2 separate regions of the Homo sapiens genome follow, and region 1 is linked to region 2. Evidence: chromatin loops called from intact Hi-C (ENCODE). Cell type or tissue: dorsolateral prefrontal cortex. All regions are shown on one strand.

Region 1 (2,500 bases), 100 kb after region 2:
ATAGTGGCACCTGAATAATGCTGCTGGAATCTTCAGTGAATGCAGGATGGGTCTAGGTGGGAACTAGGTGATTGCAAGAGGTGAGCCCGTAGCCTACAGGATTAGAGAGTTGTAAAAAATTACTAATCAAATTATTACTCGCTTTGGAATAGACTCAGCTGCACAGAACCAATGCTTGATTTGCAAAAGTATGAAACTGGAGTTGAGTATGCAGAAAGCGTTGACGTTCCAAGCTTCATAGGAAGCTGTTTAATTCCAATATAGAGAGGAGGCAAAAACTGAGGAATAGCTGTCTGGAGCTGCAGGGAAAACCTATAAGCTGATTTTTAGAATCCAAATCCTAGTCCACAGGAAATCTTCCATTTCGATAACCTACAAGTATCATCAGAAGTCCTTGACACAAGTGGATAAGAATTGCTGTGTTTTGATGGTACTCTAGAAACATAGACACAAATCATTCAAGTGCTCCAGCCCCTTTGTCAAAACAGGCCTTTTAAAGGGATGATAAATCTGAAGAAAGTTAAGTATCCTACTGCAAGAAAGACTCATTTAATATTACCACTTTATATTTAATGATGAGTTCCTCTCGTTATGCATTTTTCTTTGTTCAGAAGAGCTTTAGAGTTCCCTTGTCCAGTTTTAGAATTCTGTTGTGATTTTGAGTGGAATTATGTTAAAGCTATCCATTTGAAAAGACTTAGTAGCTTTAAGGTTTCCAGTCTTTCTATTCAAGAATGCAGAATGCTGCTGCAGCGATTTCCTATTTTATATTTTTCAGTTTATCTCATGCCTTCCTTTTTATTAAACTCTAATGTTCAAGATAGATCCCAGAGCTTTCCTGCCAGTCTGCCTCACCATAGTAATATAGTCTGGTCCTTAAGATACTGAACATGATAGTTTAGAACCAATGACTACCTGAAAAATCCAAAGCGAGACACAGCGCAGGTAAATTTAATGGGGTGACTGTTTCTTTGTATTGAACATTAAATAAAGCCAAGAGGAGATTATTCACCTCCAGGTAGTCATAATTGCTGCAGTTTTAATGGAGCTAGATGTCTTCCAAGCTAAAGACTTTCTGAGCCACAGCCTTGCACTGCAGTAGATAACAGAATGGAAGGGATGAACGCTCTGAGGATTCATTGTTTGAAATGAAATTTAGAATAGTGCACTGGCCCTGCAAATGGCTGGGCAACAGTACAAAGACCAACATGGCCTGAGGCCATCCACAGTGACAACGCTGCTTTTGTGAGCCAAGCTGTGGGCAGCCTAGCAGGCCCAGGGGCACTGTGGTCCTTTATAAGGTTTCTTTCTTTCTTTCTTTCTTTTTTTTGGAGACAGAGCCTTACTCTGTCACCCAGCCTGGAGTTTTGTGGTGTGATCACAGCTCACTGCAGCTTTGACCTCCCAGCTCAAGAAATCCTCCCACTTCAGCCTCCCAAGTAGCTGGGACCACAGGTGCACGCCACTATACCTAGCTAACTTTTGTATTTTTTGTAGAGACAGAGTTTTGCCATGTTTTCCAGGCTGGTCTGGAACTCCCGAGCTCAAGCAATCCACCTGTCTCAGCCTCCCAAAGTGGTGGGATTACAGGCTTGAGCCACTGCACCCAGCCCAGATTCTCCTTTCTATGGGCAGAATTGGATTAAAGACCAGGCCCTACTTGGGCCCAACTTCAGTTTTCACACTATGATATTATACAGATTGCATCCCCTTCCCTCCACAATAAGGAGGGATGGAGGTGTGTATAATAGCCATCTTCATGGCTTTCCCCTGGACCAAGTCTTTTTGATGAGACAAGAATACATTTTTATTGGCTGTTTCTCCCTTACAAATGAATGGGATTCCTCGGTCATTTCTCAGTCAAGCCTCAGAAATTGTAGTCACCTGACCCTGAATCAGACACAATCCACCGGGAGAACAGAGACTAGAACCTGCCTTCCCAGATTCCGTGTAATTAACTGGCTAGCTTCTGCCACCATGAAACCTTGAAAAGCTTCAGTACTGGCGATGCTTGAGCATGTTTTGCATCATGTAAATACTACCCAGGAGGTACCTCAACTGGTTCAGTCATAAAGATGGCGCTGCACTGGGTCATCTCTGTGATTTTCATCCAGGTTTTTGGCAGCAGCCATCTGTGGTTACAGAGGATTTGAAGAGGAAGCATACTGAGAAAACAGAGCTATAGTAACATCCAGGCCTGTGAGGGTAGGTAGACTCCAGTGCACATGTGTTAACAGTAGGAGGCCTGCTCTGCGTAGAATATGGACTTGGCTGTGTTTTATGCACTTTCCACTCACATGCGCCCATGCTTATGTTAGGCCAGTATGCCTTAAGGATGCAGGACTGCGTGATGAACCCTCATGATAATTCCACCTAAAAGCATTTTCTCGGCCTGGCACGGTGGCTCAGCCTGTAATCCAACCACATTGGGAGGCCGAGGTGGGCGGATCATTTGAGGCCAGGAATTCGAGACCAGCCTGGCCAACATGATGAAACCCCA
Region 2 (2,500 bases):
TTGGCTCTCAGTTCTGCAGACTGTATAAGAAGCATAGTGCCAGCATCTGCTTCTGGGGAGGGCCTCAAGAAGCTTCCAATCATGGCAGATGGTGAAGGGGGAACAGATGTGTGACGTGACAAGCGAAGGAGCAAAAGAACTAGCAGGATCTTTCAAACAACCAGTGCTCTCCTGAACCAACAGAGTGAGAACTCGCACATTACTGTGGGGAGGGCAACAAACCATTCATGAGGGATCTGCTCCCGTGACCCAAACCCCTCCTACCAGGCCCTCCTCCAGCACTGGGGCTCACATTTCAACATGAGATTTGGAGGGAACACACATCCATACTATGTCAGAGCTTTGTGGTTTATTGGACAATACCCTGTGCTTTTATTCTTTCCCTTCTGGTATAAAAAACTAGTCATTGTAGTTGAAGACAGTAACCAGTTCATCCCTCATGTTGGCGAGGCTGGTCTTGAACTCCTGACCTCAAGTAATCTGCCTGCCTCAGCCTCCCAAAGTGCTTGGATTACAGGCATGAGCCACCATGCCCGGCCTGTGATTATGTCTTATATCCAATCTACAAGTGCTTCTCACACCTGAATGTGTGCACGGTTCACCCCGGGAGCCTGTTAAAATGCAGATGATGATTTGGCAGGTCTGGGTTGGGGCCCAAGACTGTATGTGTCTCCCAAGCTGTCAAGGTGGCTGATGCTCCTGATCCATGGAGCCCCCTCGGGCTAGCTGGGGGTGGAGGGTGCAGCAGTGTGGCAGTAATGGGACCTCACAGTTGGAAGGGTCCTTGGAGGGTCTGTGGGCCAGTGCCTGGCAGGTGGCGCGTCACACTCGACTTTCTGATGTTCTGATTTAGGAGGCTTTGGGTGGAGCTTAGACGTCTGTATTTCTAAAAAGCTTCACCGGGGCTTTGTCTGCATGGCCAGGCTTGGCAACCACCAGTTTGTCCAGCTCCCCAGCCGTGGTTTGCATCACCTCAACATCTCCCCCTAGTGGTTGTGTTGTGACTAGGGTGTCCTGGCTTTCAAAGCTAGCTCCACAGCCGTCAGGCTTCTGGGGGACCCTGGAGTCTTACTGGGGAGTGAACTGGTTTCCTAGGGCTGTGGGAACAATATATCACAATTTGAATAGCTTAAACAACAGACATTTATTGTCTCAGTTCTAGAGGCTAGAACTTTCTGGAAAGTAGTTCTAAGATTCTGACCTCAAGATGTCAGCAGGGCCATGTGCCTCCTCAAGGCTCCAGGGAAGGATGAGCTCCAAGCCCCTCTCCTAGCTTTTGGTGGTTCCTTGGCTTCTAGTAGCATAACTCCAGTCTTCCCGTAGTATTTTCCTTGTGTGCCTGTCTCTGTGTCCAAATTTCTCCTTTTTATAAGGAAAAAATCATATTGAATTGGGACCTGCCCTAATGACCTTATCTTACCTCGATCATTTACAAAGACCCTGTTTGCAAAAAAGGTCACATTTATAGACAACATCTTTTGCAGGAATGCAGTTCAACCCATCACAGGGAGATAGGGCATCGATTGCAGGAAGATTAATAAATAAAAGACAGTAATAAAAAGTTAGGCCTGGCCAGATGCGGTGGCTCATGCCTGTAATCCCAGCACTTTGGGAGTTTGAGGTGGGTGGATCACCTGAGGTCAGGAGTTCGAGACCAGCCTGGCCAACATGGCGAAACCCTGTCTCTCCTAAAAATACCAAAATTAGCTCGGTGTTGTGGTGCATGCCTGTAGTCCCAGCTACTCGGGAGGCTGAGGCAGGAGAATTGCTTGAACCTGGGAGGTGGAGGTTGCAGTGAGCCGAGATGGCGCCCCTGCACTCCAGCCTAGGTGAGAGAGTGAGACTCTGTCTCAAAAAAAAAAAAAAAAAAAAAAAGGCAGGCCCCATGCAAATAAAGAAGGTTTGCATGGAAATGAATGTCACAAGTGGGTAATACCTGATAGGGTCAGATATAGCTGGCTAGTCCCGTCAGCAAAGTTGTGGGCAAAAATTCAGAGAGCGACTCTGTGACATGTTCCTCCTTCTGTGGGCGCTGTCTGCGTGGCCCTCACTCAGCTAGCTCTTTCTGTCCTTTCCCCCCTGTATGTCCCTCCCAGGCCACTTAAGCATGAGCAGATCATTGCCTTGTACCTGGTGCCTTGTGGAGTGGCGTCAGCCACGTGGAGTGTGCACATTCCTAGGGAGGTGTGGCCCCAGACAACTTACTGTGTTTGCCCTGCCTCTAGCCCGGCTGGGCCTCCTAGTGTGCTCTGATGAACTAATCAATGCAGGTTGGATTTTTGGAGGGGAGAATTCTTTGTTCCTAACCAGAGAAAATTGATTCCATAAGAGGGTTATTGCTGCTGTGTGCAATTCTCTAGAGTTATTGGATTGCAGAATCATTAGCTTTAGAAGTAAATGAAATAGATTTGGGATATTGTTATGTTTCAGATAAACAAATGGCCTTCCTCCTTATTCATTTAACATTCTGCTTCCAGAAGGAAATGTCAGATGACTCAGA

Evidence for each region. A loop is a pair of places that touch in the nucleus more often than their neighbours do. Peaks named below come from ENCODE experiments on the same cell type or tissue, not always from the same donor. Only the 100,000 strongest peaks of a DNase experiment are listed, where the experiment ranks them.
Region 1: a loop joins it to region 2, with 7 times the contacts of the local background. A loop is called at or near these places in 4 of 110 quality-filtered maps.

The regions. Positions count from the first base shown.
Region 1 is chr17:72,882,985-72,885,484 of GRCh38, reverse strand. All of the region lies in intron 5 of SLC39A11 (solute carrier family 39 member 11), which reads left to right. Among named protein-coding and RNA genes, the nearest start is that of SLC39A11, 210 kb to the left of the region's middle. In dorsolateral prefrontal cortex, a CTCF peak has its summit at 1,142; a DNase peak (open chromatin) is centred at 1,234; H3K27ac peaks cover 2,226 bases.
Region 2 is chr17:72,984,783-72,987,282 of GRCh38, reverse strand. The region is part of intron 4 of SLC39A11 (solute carrier family 39 member 11); the gene reads left to right. Among named protein-coding and RNA genes, the nearest start is that of SLC39A11, 110 kb to the left of the region's middle. RefSeq lists a silencer at 966-1,015. In dorsolateral prefrontal cortex, a CTCF peak has its summit at 998 (motif pointing left); a DNase peak (open chromatin) is centred at 952; H3K27ac peaks cover 471 bases.